Regions from separate parts of the Homo sapiens genome. Here region 2 is linked to region 1. A link is an interaction called in ENCODE POLR2A ChIA-PET data of the cell type or tissue named here. Cell type or tissue: OCI-LY7. All regions are shown on one strand. Each heading gives the region's core, and the rest is flanking DNA. Links, peaks and the distances in the headings are about the cores only.

Region 1 (7,743 bases), core at 927-5,926:
GGGACCAGCCTGACTAACATGGTGAGACCCCATCTCTACTAAATACAAAAAAACTAGGCCGGGCACGGTGGCGCATGCCCATAATCCCAGCTACTCAGGAGGCTGAGGCAGGAGAATCGCTTGAACCTGGAAGGTGGAGGCTGCAGTTAGCCAAGATTGTGCCATTGCACTCCAGCCTGGGCAACAACAGCAAAACTCCATCTCAAAAAAAAAAAAAAGCCGGGTGTGGTGGCACATGCCTGTAATCTAAGCTACTTGGGAGGCTGAGACAGGAGAATCACTTGTACCTGGGAGGCAGAGGTTGCAGTGAGCTGAGATCATGCCATTGCACTCCAGCCTGGGCAACAAGAGGGAAACTCCGTCTCAACAACAACAAAAAATGGTTAATGCTGTCAGAGCCCCATTTGCTTTGGGTGAAATTCAAGACAGCCTCCTTCTGAACTTGAGTTTCCTTGAAGAAGGTAAGAAACTTAAATGATTCATTTTACATTTATTATGTTACTTGTTGCTAATAGTAACATTTACCTCACTTTTTCAGAGGCATGATAATCAAAAAGCTTGTGGTCAAGTAGGTACCTGTGGTCATATCAAGGCTGTCTCCTCCTATAAAGCTACCTTTAAATAGAATATTAATAGCATTCATACTCTGTTGAATATGAATAGTATGAATATGTTGTCAGGTATTTTTGCGTATCTAATTTTGGAACCCTCATTGTCCAACTAGTAAGCGAAACAATAAAAATTAAGGATATATTCCTATGGATTGATTTCTTCTTGATCACAAACACAGCTCTGAGTAAGCACTGAAGCTTTTTTCCTCTTATCAGCTATGGATCATAATAACTAAATTTAGGAATAACCAGGTAATGCACAGTATGAAAAACTTCATTATTATATCATTTTGGTTACTTTCATCAATATTGCCCAAACTGGGAATAGATTGTAGGATGTCTCTATGCTATTTTCATACTAAATTTAATACAAGACTATCTTTGTTGTAGATTCTCTTCAAATTGTTTATGTCAGATATTTATACTTTTATATTTGGCTTTCCTTGTGGTGTCAGCATTTATACTTAAGTACTTTTTCTCAACATCACCCAGCAGGAAGGCAGATTCAGAGTTTGAATCTAAGTCTGTCTGCAAACCATATGCACTTTCTACTTTACATCATTGGACTGACCCACTCTGTGTGTGTGTTTGTGTGTGTGTGTGTGTGTAGTATAAAGATGAACTTTAGCTAACTTTGTATATGAATATTATTCATATAGAATATTGATATTCTAGAATATTCTATTAGTACAATCTGAATTCATGTAGGAAATACACTTCTTAAAAGGAATCTTTTTAAAAATCACACCTCATTTACTGAAATTAGTTTCATAAGATTTAGTTATGTGAGCATCACAGCTAAACTTTTTCACATGGGTTGGAAGTAACCTACTACACTGTTAAACGCACTCACACCACCTTTTGGCTCTCCTCTTCCCCATCCAACTGTATCATCTTTCCTTTTCCATCTTTGCCCCGTGTCATTCTTACCTGTAGTCCTCCCTCATCACCCAAACCTGAAAGGCTGTCTGAACTCCTGTAGTTCATCCTGCTGTTGATACCTTTACCTGCATCCCTAGAGGCGTCCATAGCTTTTCTTTCCCATGCCCACATACTTAGAGAAAAGATGGGGTGAAGATTGCGCATATTATTATTAAGACTACAGCTTTGGCCTTTCCGGTGGCAAGGAGGAAAAATCACAGGATCACTGATTTAGAAGTGACCTTACAGTTTATCCCGGAGTATCCAATCTCTTGAGCTCTTGGTGACAGGCTTTGTAATTCTGTTTAACAGAAATGAGCACATCCCATTTTTAGATACCTGTGATTATTCTTTATGAAAGTGAATCAAAATCACTTGAAAAAGATCCCACTGCAGACAATATACACAACAAATTGAGTCTTTTTTTTTCCCCCCCAAAAATAGCCATGTTGACTTTCTTGCTATATCTCAAACATGCCAGACATGCTTCTGTCTCAAAAGGCTTTGCATTAGCTGTTTCCTCTGCCTGGAATGCTTTCTCCCTCAAATATCTGCATGTCATACTCCCTTGTCTCCGTCAGGATTTTGCCCAAATATCATTTCCTCAATGAAGCCTCCACATTCTATTCAGCATTAAACCCACCCTCCCACCCCTCCACTCCCCTACCTTAACTCTTTTTCTTTTCTCCATGGCACTTATCACCTTCATACTAGGTAATTTACTATTTTATTTCCCATTGTCTGTCTCACCTTGCTGCAATTTATAAGCTCTGCGAGACAAGGCATCTTTGTCAAGTTTTGTTTAATAATGAATCCAGAATACCCACATAGTACTGGGTACACGGCAAATTCTTATTTAATATTTAATGAATAAATGTATTATGTGGGAAATTACAATACATTGTTAGATTGAAAAAAACTTTGGAATGACTCCCTTTAACTTTTTAAAGTAATGTGTACATTATGTATGTCTATATACAGTTACACAGAAAAAGAGCCATGCCTACATAAACTGTCAACCTGGCCACATCTAGGGAGGATGTTGTAGAGCAGGAAAAAAATTGGGGAGGGGAGGTTCCTTTTGTTTCCTAGATTATGTGGTAATGTAAAATGTTTCTTTTGCTGTCTTGCCTGAAGAGGGTAGTAGAGTAGTGGGAGAAAAGGTGTGGTGTTCTTGTAGGTACCTATGTAATTAGAAAACGTTATCAAAAACCTAGAGGGAAATTTCTGGTTTGAACATTGTGGTGTAAATTCAGCATTTTCCCGTTCTCATCTTGGAAGCTACCCCAAAGCTATAAGAAAAATGATTAACAGAAGTGAGCATACTTTAAAAAAAAGATGAGAATTCAAAACTATAAAATCATGTAGATTTCCAACAACAGTGAAGATGAAGCAGAGGTGCATGTCTCTTCAGGAAGAGACAACACAACTGTTTTTGCTGATTCTTTCTGAAATCTGCAGCCCTTATGTCCTCCAAAGGTCCCTTCTCCAAACAAAAAGCCATTTGAGGGTCATGATCTGATAAGATTTAACTCAAGGGAAAACACATTAAATGAAATGAAAGAAGGCCACTTTAACAGTGGAAGAGTGAAAATCATACTACACCAAATAACACCATAAACATTTATAAAGAAAAACTAAAAACAAGGAGAAACAGACAAACACATCAGTAGTCCATGAGAAATGGAGTAGACAAAAATAATTAAGAACGTACAAGGTCTAAACATAGTAAGGTAGATCTAAGCAGATTATACTGACCTCTGTACCCTAAAAACAAAGAATGCCTCATTAATTCAAAAAAGCAGTCGTATAAACAGTATTCTTTGATCTCAATGCATTAAAGCAGAAATAAATTACAAAATCAGAAAACAAGCTCCTACATGAAAACTTTAAAATACTAATTTTTGAATCAAAGAGCGAAATCAAAATTTCAGAATATTTAGAAAACCTGAAAATACTGCATATATATCAGCGCCTTTGTACTGTCTTTCAGAAAAAGCTTTATAACCTCAAATATTAAGCAAGAAAGAATGAAAATAAGTGAATTAAGAATCTAACTCAAGGAGTTGAAGAATGAACAATAAAATAAACCTAAAGAAAGCAGAAAGGAATAACAGATCAAAAATGAAAATTAATAAATACAGAAAAGAAATAATAAAGCCAAAAGCTGGTTTGCTGTGTGGGGGAAGGGAGGAGGTATGTAAAAATAAAATGGCCATCCTAAGCAAAGAAGAATATACAAAATGATCTTAGGGAGATAACCACAAATACGGGGGGGGGAAGGAATCTTAGGATACTTTGCTCATCTCTATCAGATAAATTTGGAAACTTGGAGAAAATGGGTAATTCTCAATGAAAGTATAACTTACTAAAACATACTCCAGAGGAAATAGAAAATGTAAACCAATAGAGGAAGTTGTTAAGGGAGAAAAATAATGTTACAGCATACTTCTATTTTTGTGTGTCCACGTGTTTTTAAAGGAGGGCAGGGGGGAAAAAGCATAGAGCCAGCCAACTATGGCCTAGCAAAACAGTCACATTTCAACCTCTGTTGATAAAAGTTATAATATTCTGAATCTTACACTGCTTATTGCCATTGTCACACCCCACCACTATGGGGTATTTGAGTTTCATTTATCTACTATAAAATGTTGTCATTTTGTATTTTGCTGCTTGGAAAACGATCTCATAAAATGGGTTTAAAATGATTAGCAAACAAGTCTATTTTGCATTTGTTGTTATTTCACTTTCTAAACATTTTTGAAAACACCTACTATGATGCAGATATTGAGCTAAAATAACTGAAACAATCTGTGCCTCAGAGAGTTTATTAAACAATGGAGTAGAATACACACATTATTACAATACAGTGGAAACTATTGCAGTAGTCCCAAAGAGAGAGAATGTGGGCTAAAATTAAGGCTTCAAGAAACATCTTAGACATGGAACTCAGCCTCACATAGGCCAAAAACATGTGAGTCCCCCTAGCATAATCAGCTAGCCATATTAAGGAAAAAAGCTAAAGAAAAATGTACAGGATGCTCCTCATTTTGCGACGGGGTCATATCTCCATAAACCCATCTTAAGTTTGAAAATAACTAAGTAGATAAAAATACCTCCTGAACACAACTTAGCCCCGTGTAGCCTACCTTAAGCACAGTCGCTTACATTAGCCTACAGTTGGGCAAAATCATCTAACACAAAGACCATTTTACACTAATGTGTTGAATATCTTATGTAATTTATGAATACTCAAAAAAACGGAATGGTTGTGCAGGTATTCAAAATACGTTTTTTACTGAATGAATGCATACCACTTTTGTACCATTCTACAGTTGAAAAATTGTAAGTTGAACCATTGTTAAGTTGGGGACCGTCTGGGTTTTTTTGTTTTTGAGATAGAGTTTTGCTCTTGTTGCCCAGGCTAGAGTGCAATGGCGCAATCTCAGCTCACCGCAACCTCTGCCTCCCAGGTTCAAGCAATTCTCCTGCCTCAGCCTCCCGAGTAGCTGGGATTACAGGCTTGCGCCACCACACCCGGCTAATTTTGTATTTTTAGTAGAGACTAGGTTTCTCCATGTTGGTCAGGCTGGTCTCGAACTCCCGATCTCAGGTGATCCGCCTGCCTTGGCCTCGCAAAATGTTGGGATTACAGGCGTGAGCCACCGCGCCCGGCCTTTTTTTTATTTGAGACAAAGTCTCGCTCTGTCTCCCAGGCTGGAGTGCAATGGCATGATCTCGGCTCACTGCAGCCTCCACCTCCCAGGTTCAAGTGATTCTCCTGCCTCAGCCTCCCGAGTAGCTGGGTTTACAGATACCTGTCACCACACCTGGTTAGTTTTTGTATTTTTGGTAGAGACAGGATTTCACCGTGTTTGCTACGCTGGTCTCGAACTCCTGACCTCAAATGATCCACCTGCCTCGGCTTCCCAAAGTGCTGGGATTACAGGCGTGAGCCACCACACCCAGCCTGTATCTTTATTAATAAGGAATAAAAATTGTTTAAGCACTTGGTTCATTCAGTAGAACATATTTAAGATTAAATTGGAAGACTGAAACCAGGTTATTGAAGATCTCAAAATGTTGACAAAGGAATTTAGATTTATGTCCAGAAATAAAGAGCCACTGAAGGTGTTTGAGCAAGGCTGACTTCATGAATTTGTTTTTGAGGAAGGATTTTCTGTAGTAGAACAAAAGATAAATTGCTTTTTTATAAGCATAAATAGTATGGCATTCATCTTTGTGTATCTCCAACCCTTGTAACCTAGTTGTGATCAAGAAACATGATAATGTGGGTAGAGATGTTGAGCCTAAAAAAAGGGAATTAATGATTATAATATTATAAGAATCAAGACTTAGATAAATAACTACCTTAGAAATAAAACTCTTAAGCAAATACCATCACAAATACAGCCCCCAAGAGTCAAAGGTTTCTGTGTAATTGACTAAAAATTTATGGGCAGTTGGTGCCTATTCAGGGAAAGCATGAAATTAGAGCAGTGTCAGATTTTTCAAGTGAGAAGGAAGGAAAAGTAGTAGTAATGGACAAGAGTGATTATATAATCAAATTAGGAGAACATTCTATCCCCTCAGTGCGGCTACTCTCCAGTACACAACTTGGAGAATTAAAACCTAAGATCCTTTTCATTGATTGTAATTTTTATTTTGTTTGCTTTGTTTACTTCTCTAGGCTTTCTTTCTGTGCCATTTCAGACAATCATAGCACATCTAGATATTAGTAAAACTGTTTCTCTGCTTAAGTTGCTCATGTATCTTGCAACCTCTCTTCAGAATTTGCACCATCCTGGGATTGTAAACCTGGAATGTATGTTTGAAACCCCAGAACGAGTCTTTGTAGTAATGGAAAAGCTGCATGGAGATATGTTGGAAATGATTCTATCCAGTGAGAAAAGTCGGCTTCCAGAACGAATTACTAAATTCATGGTCACACAGGTATTTTAACTCCTTTTTTTTTTTAAACTAGCGATTAAAAACTAATTTTTTTTTTTTTAAGACAAGAGTCTTACTCTGTCACCTGGGCTGGAGTGCAGTGGTGCAATCTGGCTCACTGCAACCTCTGCCTCCTGGATTCAAGTGATTCTCATGCCTCAGCCTCCCAAGTATCTAGGATTGCAGATGTGTGCCACCACGCCTGGCTAATTTTTGTATTTTTAGTAGAGCTGGGGTTTCACCGTGTTGGCCAGGCTGGTCTCGAACTCCTTGCCTCAAGTGATCCACCTGCCTAGGTCTCCCAAAGTGCTGGGATTACAGGCATGAGCCACTGTATCCAGCTAAAAACTAAAATAATTAAATAGCAGTACTTTTACATGTTGGGTGATTGTGGGAATTGTTAACCTTAAGGAGCAGAATAACACACTTTTAGCTAAGTCTTGATGAACTATAGTGGAGTTTTCAAATTAAATCATTCAAGGAGTCACATGAGGTTTACTTGTGATTTTCCAGACATTGAAAAGAAAATCTTTTTTCATAACAGATACTTGTTGCTTTGAGGAATCTGCATTTTAAGAATATTGTGCACTGTGATTTAAAGCCAGAAAATGTGCTGCTTGCATCAGCAGAGCCATTTCCTCAGGTGAGATATTCTCCAGAACCTTTTAAATGATTCTGGCAACATTTTCAAAGCACCCACATAATAAAAGGCAGTGTACTAAGTACTGTTGGTTAAAAATGCATACCACCTTACAAAAATAGTTTTTAGCCTGTAACTACCAGTGAGGATTAATAACTAAATGAATTCAGATGTTATTAGTTATACTGTTTATATTCAAGATTTTTTAAGATTTAACTGCACATAGATTCTGCAATTCACCTCTCCCCAGGGGCTGGGAACGAAGTGAGCAAGTATCAACCTTGGTTGGTGCATGGTACTTAGGATAAATACCTCATAAATAAAACAAATGGGGTGTTACTGGAAATGGGAGATAGATTTTGGTTGAGGCAGGCAGCCACCTCCTTTTTCTATGTAGAGTATTGTATTCAAACAACCTACATAAAATAACATTTCTCATCACCACACATACACACAATGGCATCGTGCTTCTGTGTCCTGGCTACATGTAGCACTCTCTGATTTTTCTTAATTCAGTTGAGTTTTTTTTTTTTCCAAGTGTTCATCTTGATCCACTAAATTTATTGCATGACCTATGAAATGGATCATAACCCAAATTCTGAAACAACCATCCTGAGAAAT
Region 2 (7,743 bases), core at 1,548-6,547, 210 kb after region 1:
GTGAGAATTTGGCAAATTGTCTTTATTTAATATTCTGTGTATTTAGATACCTTGTGGTGGCTGTGATAAAGATCAGTTTTAACTGGCTTTTTGGTTATTGGTATTTTGTTTTGTTTTAGTTTGTTTTGTTTTGTGACAGGTTGGAGAGGAATGAGTTAGTAGGTTGAAGATTTAGAACTTTTGCCCACTGAATACATTATTTCTTATGTACTTTTTAAAGAGTGATTAAAGCCCCATTTAAAATAATTGTGGGATTAAGATCTTGTGTATATTGTTCACGCAATAAGGTGGGTGGTGTAAATATGTTTTCGAATGAATAAAGCTTTTCTTAAAATTTGTATAAGGTGTTACTGATGATTTTTTAATGACCAAATTACATTTTGGTCTGTTTTCAAATGTTCGGATCCAATCATTCTTTTTTTGTTGCCTTTTCTCCTTTCTCCTCTGCTGTAATCCTCATTCCCAATGTTTAATAAGTAGATTTCCTAAAGTAGATTTTGAATAATTTTTATTTCACTCTTTTGCAGCTCCAGCCAAACAGTGCCTCTGGAAGTGGGGCTCTGGAGCATGATCCTTCCTCTATTTATTTACGCATACCTGCTGGAGAAGCAGTACCTGGTCCCCTCCCTCTCGGAGTCTCAGTCATTGATGCTTCTGTGGCCCTTTTTGGTGTAGTGTTTCCTCATGTTTCTTATAAACACCGGTTAGTATAAAGTCAATCAGGTAATTTTTGTTAAATATATATTATGTTAAACGAAAAGTAGATTTTCTCATCCCAGTTAACTCTGCAATAAAGTGAGTTATTATAATACTTAAAACAGTACTCTTACAGATTTACTAATGTAAGTGACAGATACATGATAAAAAAATTGCATGCAAATTGCACATAATTTGAGACTTTATGTAAGATTTGACCCTGTGTACTAGCATCTGATATCTGTTGTATTGTGGACTGTATTTTATAACAAAATTTTCATTATATATGCTAGAATGACAACTGTTGGCAAAAAAAAAAATGCATTATAATAGTTTGTTTGATAGTTCATACATAGGTTTTGACTATATCTTAAATTAAGGACATCAGTTTGCTAAGCCTGTTGACTTTGTTGTTGAGGAAGTAAATGGATGAAAATTCCAATCACTAATAACGTTTGTGAGATGGTTCAAGTCTAGAACTTGGAAACTAACATAATTGGTTCTTTTTGTAATAGAAGCATTTTGGTTTGGTATATTCTGTATCCACAGACACTATTCCTAGCTTTAGTAGGCAGTTTGTATATTGTGATTTTCCCAAAAGGAAAACAGAAATGAATTAATACAAGACCATCACAGATAACTTAAAAGCTTTACAAAATTAAAATGCCTTAAAAGTATTGTTGGGTCTGGTGTGGTGGCTTATGTCTGCAATCCCAGCGCTTTGGGAGGCTAAGGCAAGAGAATTGCTTGAGGCAAGGAGTTTCAGACCAGCCTGGGAAACATAGTGAGACACTCATCTCTACAAAAATTACAAAATAAAAAATGTCTTTAATATGTAGGTTGCTTGATTAATTGCTTTTTAATTTGAGGAGAAAAAAGTTTAAATATGAAACTTTACCCAAATATCTTTAAGAACATTTGGTTGCCACATAAATGTTAAATGATGTTAAAGGTGGAAGAATCTTATAAAGCATCTATTTCAACATTTTGGTTTTAAATCTTAAGGACATCCATATCTAAGAGTTTGGTTTACCCAAGGTTATACAACTAGTTATGAAAGCTATAACTGAAATCCAGGATTATCTCAATTCTGTATGATCACTTTTACAGAATAAGATGAAGTATAAATAAATAAATTCTATTAAAAATATAAACATATAATAAATAACATAAATATTCAACAGTAGGAGGATAAGTGAATAAATAATAGAAAGTCCATTTTTGTAGAGACAGTGTTTTGATAGAAGATGCTCATGATACAATGTTAAATTAAAAAGGTAAAAAGCAAGAAGTGATCCTACTTTGGTTTTCAACCAGCAGGCTGTGCGGCTTAATATATTTACTGCTGTTCTTAGTGCACAAAAGGTACTTACTTACTTTTAAGAATTTTTTAAAGTACATCAAAATGTGCATGTATACACGTACATCTGAATCTGTATCTTCATATGAGTTTTGAATAATGCTTTGACCTGAGACCTGAGACCTGTAGACTAGTATAAATTGAGCTTTAAATCCTTACAGCGACCTCAGGGAGATTTTATTACCAACTTGAGGTCATAATTGTCTTAGTACTAAATCCAACTTCCTTGGATTCCTTTGTTTCACATCATTTCTTTTTAGAAGAATGCTCTCTCACTCTCTTTTTATCAAAATCTTCTGAAATGGGCCGGGCGTTGTGGCTCACACCTGTTATCCCAGCACTTCGGGAGGCAAAGGTGGGCAGATCACCTGAGGTCAGGAGTTTGAGACCAGCCTGGCCAACATGGTAAAATCCTTCTCTACTAAAAATACAAAATTAGCTGGGTGTAGTGGCGAACACCTGTAGTCCCAGCTACTCGGGAGGCTGAGGCAGGAGAATCATATGAACCCAGGAGGCAGAGGTTGCAGGGAGGCAAGATTGCACCATTGCACTCCAGCCTGGGCAACAAGAGCGAAACTCAGTCTCAAAAAAAAAAAAAAAAAAAAATGCAGAGCACAGTGGCTCACGCCTGTAATCCCAGCACTTTGGGAGGCCGAGGTGGGCAGATCACCTGAGGTCGGGAGTTCGAGACCAGCCTGACCAACATGGAGAAACCCAGTCTCTACTAAAAATACAAAATTAGCCAGGCGTGGTGGCGCATGCTACTCGGGAGGCTGAGGCAGGAGAATCACTTGAACCTGGGAGGTGGAGATTGTGGTGAGCCGAGATCGCGCCATTGCACTCCAGCCTGGGCAACAAGAGCGAAACTCCATCTCAAAAAAAAAAAAAAAAAAACAGAGAAATCATCTAAGATGGCCATGGATTTTTTTTTTTTAATAAACTGATTCTTTTTTATTAATATAAAAAACAATTCACTTCTGGTTTTTTACATTTAAAAAAATTAGCCAAAGCTAAATCTTTTTTGAACTTTCCCAAAAGCTTCTGAGGCTAGGACATGAGGTACTATTCTAAGAGTATTTTTAAAATAGGAAAAAGAATTATACTACATTTAAAATTTTCTAACTTAAAAATCTTCCACGGAGATACATAATTAATGATTGTTATCTTTGCAAGAAACCTTGAGCGTCTACTAGATGCCAGGCGCTTTGTTGGACAGTGCTGTTAATGTTGAAGACCACTGCAATTGTGACCTTATTTTGTTAATTGAAACTCTTTTCTTGTTCCATTTAATAACCGCATGTCCATATAATATTTTGGGAGAAGGAGATCTGGTTTGGACTAGCTGTGGGAATGAAATAGAAAAGAGATAGCATGGGGAATTATTTGCTAAACAATTAACTTGTACTCTTCTTATCCGTTTTTGAGCCATATTGGAATAAAATTTGTCACTAATGTGATTTTTTTTTCTTATTGTTATAGATTACAAATGTTGGATCACTTTGCTGAATGTGTTAAACAAGCTAAAGGTGTCCGCCAGCAGGCTGTGCAGCTTAACATATTTACTGCTGTTCTTAGTGCACTAAAGGTATTTACTTTTAATACATACTATTCTGAAATAAGTTTTTAATTAATGCATTTAATAAGCCAGACATAGCAAGATTATTATAATGTTTATATGTAAATCACTTGGTAACTGTGCCTTTACGTTAGCTTAGTTAAATTACTTGAAACTTTATGTTAGGCTCAGTGTAGTTAAATAAATGTTTTATATTTTAATGTTGTTAAAGTTTATGTTTCAATTTGAACTTCAGATTTTACAAGTGCCAATAAATTCTTTCAGAATTTTCAAAGATGTTTGACGAATGAAATCGGATATTCTACTGAAGGTTAACTAAATAGAGCTGAAGCTTGATCTGTGGTTTAGGCCACAAATCATGTGAGGCAGTGTTACATAATTGAAAGAATGCTGCATTTAGAGATTGCGTTCTCATTAAGCTACTCTAGGTTTGTGTCCAGAGTAATTTCTTTAAACTTTTTTAACCTTTTTCGAGTTGTAGTTTCTACAGGTATGAAGAAGAATACAGTAGTCCCTTCCTTATCTGCAGTTTTGCTTTCTGCAGTTTCAATTACCAATGGTCAACTGTGATTTGAAAATATTAAATGGAAATTTCCCGAAATAATTTATAAGTTTTCAATTGTGCAACATTCTGAGTAGCATGATAAAATCTTGTACTGTCCTGTTCCATCTTGCCCTGTCCTGCCTAGGATGAGAATCATCTCTTTGTCCAGTGATTCCACACTTTCTACCCTACCTGTCTGTTAGTCACTTGGTCACCATCTGTCTCAGTTATCAGATGGGCTGCTGCAGTGTGGCAGCACCTATGTTCAGATAACCCTTGTTTTACTTCATACTGGCCCCAAAGTGCAAAAGTAGTGATTCTGGCAATTTGGATATGCCAAAGGGAAGCTGTAAAGTGCTTCCTTTAAGTGAAGAAGAGAAAGTTCTCAACTTAAGAAGGCAAGAAATAATATCATATGCCAAAGTTGCTGAGATCTACAGGAAGAACAAATCTTCTGTCTGAAATCATGAAGAAGGAAAAAGGAATTTGTGTTAGTTTTGCTGTCCCATCGCAAATTACAAAAATCATGGCCATGGTATGTGATAAGTGCCTAGTTAAAATTGAAAAGGCATTAAGTTTGTGAGTAGAAGGCATGAACAGAAACAAGTTCCCATTGACAGCAATCAGGTTCCTAATCCCATGGTTCAGACATCCAAGGTGGGCCTTGGAATGTGTCCCCTGTGGAAAAGAGGGGACCACTGTTACAAATAGTTTGCCTATCTCACAGGATTCGCGCATCATACTAGGCACTCTATCATAAAGTGTTTGAATACTTTTTATATTATTCAGTGCTAAGCTTATTTTAAAATAAAATGGTAGCAAATATGTGTTTGCATGAACATGTCTTAGGTCATGCTTAAGTCATATTTTGTAAACATCAGGGAAAAAGGATATATATAGGCATTGATTATAGAAATAAGGGTTTGGGGCTGGGCGTGGTGGCTTATGCCTGTAATCCCAGCACTTTGGGAGGCCGAGGCGGGGGGATCACCTGAGGTCAGGAGTTTGAGACCAGCCTGGCCAACATGATGAAACTCCATCTCTACTAAAAATACAAAAATTAGCCAGGCGTGGTGTCAGGTGCCTGTAATCCCAGCTACTGGGGAGGCTGAGGCAGGAGAATCACTTGAACCTGGGAGGCAGAGGTTGCAATGAGCCGAGATCATGCCATTGCACTCCAGCCTGGGGGACAGAGCAAGACTCTGTCTCAGAAAAAAGAAAAAAAAAAGAAGAAGAAATACAGGTTTGGACCATTTATATAACCATTAGTATGTACTCTGAGGAGACCATCAACTAATTTGGACCTGTGAGTTTTTTAGAAAAGGAGTGGGGTGGTCGTGGTCTCCTTCAGTGATTGGGAGAGTAGTGAACCAACTGTAATATTGCTGTACAGATTACACTTTTCTTCATAGATATGCTAATGCCTCTGTTGTAGTTAACATTTTCCCCATGCAATGTGACATAGATTTTTGGTCTCAAATAAATAAATAAAGTTCCAGGATGGTAAGTACAGCTAGAACAAAGAGAGTGACATTTAATATGATGAGCAAACTACTTCAACATTCAGTTACTAATTACTATTTTTACCTTTTTTTTTTTTTTTTTTTTTTTTGAGATGGAGTTTCGCCCTGTTGCCAGGCTGGAGTGCAGTGGCGTGATCTCAGCTCACTGCAACTTCCACCTCCCAGGTTCAAGCGATTCTCCTGCCTCAGCCTCCCGAGTAGCTGAGATTATAGGCACGCGCCATCATGCCCAGCTAATTTTTGTATTTTTAGCAGAGACGGGGTTTCACCATGTTGGCCAGGATGGTCTCAATCTCCTGACCTCATGATCTACCCACCTCAGCTTCCCAAAGTGCTGGGATTACAGGCGTGAGCCACTGCACCCGGCCACCTCATTTGTTAGTTTATTTATTTTTTTTGGAGACGGAGTCTCACTCTGTCGCCAGGCTGGAGTGCAGTGGTGTGATGTTGGCTCACTGCAGTCTCATCTCTGCCTCCCGGATTCAAGTGATTCTCCTGCCTAAGTCTGCTGAGTAGCTGGGATTACAGGCATGTGCAACCACACCCAGCTAATTTTTTTTGTATTTTTAGTAGAGATGGGTTTTCACCATGTTGGCCAGGATGGTCTTGATCTCCTGATGTCATGATCTCCCCGCCTTGGCCTCCCAAAGTCGGGGATTACAGGCCTAGGCCACCGCGCCTCGCCTCATTTTGTTTTTAGATGTATGTTGATTATACTGTTTAAGTCATATAATTGTCTTCTGTGAAATTTTTATATAAACTATTCAGTTTCATATTCATCAAGAGTATGAAATACTCTTCCAAATATCCTCTTTCCAAATATTTGCCATTGATTCTGAAATTATTTTTTTGTTAAAGATTTCTTAAAAGATAGAACCAATCCATTTAATGGTTTGTGCTCTGTTTCATAACAGGTGAAATAGGAGAATGTTTCCTTAGAGTGATAAATTTCAATCAGTTAAATAATGGTTGATTTAGTAATACAGTGTCCTTAATATATGGAAGTAACTTTTAAGTACTAGTCTTTGAATAGAGACACTCCCCGCAAGTGTCTCTTAGGGCCAGTCAGACTATGGCTGTGTTATAGATCACGTTCTGAAATCGTATTTAGGAAAGTAATTACCGTGAATTGAACAGTTACAGATTCTAGACATTAGTATATACATGTGAAAACTGGTTGAAGAAAATAACTTATGAAGATGTATGTATATTTTAGAAAGATTGCAGCATGTATTTTTCCTTTATTTAATATGAATTGCGAGGCCAGGTGCGCCTGTAATCCCAGCATGTTAGGAGGCTCAGGCAGGAGGATTGCTTGAGCTCAGGAGTTTGAGACCAGCCTGGGAAACTTAGTAAGACCCTGTCTCTACAAAAACTTTTTAAAAATTAGCCCAGCAGGGTGGCATGCGCCTATAGTCCCAGCTACTCAGGAGGCTGAGCTGGGAGGATTGCTTGAGCTCAGAAGGTCGAGGCTGTAGTGAGCAGTGATTGTGCCATTGCACTCCAGCCTGGGCAAGGGAGCAAGACCTTGCCTTAAAAAAAAAATAATAATAATGAATTATGAATTGCTGTCTTTTTTTTTTTTTTTTTTTTAATGTAGGGCTTAGCTGAAAACAAAAGTACTTTAGGACCTGAGGAAGTTCGTAAATCTGCCCTGACACTGGTTATGGGTCCTCTGGACAACCCAAACCCCATCTTACGTTGTGCAGCGGGGGAAGCTCTTGGAAGAATGGCTCAGGTGGTTGGAGAAGCAACTTTTATTGCTAGAATGGCCCAATATAGCTTTGACAAGTAAGTGGGTTTCTTTACTAACAAGTTTCATGTGTAGGCAAAGATGTCTTTTAAATAATAATCAACTGGAGTTTATGTTTTCCACATGGTATACAGCATGTGATAATATTTTGTGGGTTTTTTGTAATGATCTCAATTTTTAATTTAGCAGTTGATTCAACTCTAGAATCTGGGAAAGTTGTAATATGTTAGATACTTTCTGCGTGGAGAGGGCTTCTAATCCAGCTCTTGAATGTTGCTTAATGAAATCAAG

Evidence for each region. Peaks named below come from ENCODE experiments on the same cell type or tissue, not always from the same donor. Only the 100,000 strongest peaks of a DNase experiment are listed, where the experiment ranks them.
Region 2: POLR2A ChIA-PET joins it to region 1 with 6 read pairs; 2 of 35 experiments call an interaction of 5 or more read pairs at or near these places.

Annotation. Positions count from the first base shown.
Region 1 is chr2:37,258,965-37,266,707 of GRCh38, reverse strand. PRKD3 (protein kinase D3) reads left to right here. Exons shown (of 19, transcript NM_005813.6): 15 at 6,324-6,485; 16 at 7,027-7,125. It also overlaps a transcript of NDUFAF7 not described here. Among named protein-coding and RNA genes, the nearest start is that of NDUFAF7, 31 kb to the right of the region's middle. In OCI-LY7, for the core only: a CTCF peak has its summit at 2,684 (motif pointing right); no DNase peak of the experiment used is centred there; H3K4me3 peaks cover 496 bases; H3K27ac peaks cover 1,110 bases.
Region 2 is chr2:37,049,400-37,057,142 of GRCh38, reverse strand. HEATR5B (HEAT repeat containing 5B) reads left to right here. Exons shown (of 36, transcript NM_019024.3): 16 at 528-703; 17 at 3,536-3,641; 18 at 7,300-7,490. Among named protein-coding and RNA genes, the nearest start is that of HEATR5B, 31 kb to the left of the region's middle. In OCI-LY7, for the core only: no CTCF peak of the experiment used is centred there; no DNase peak of the experiment used is centred there.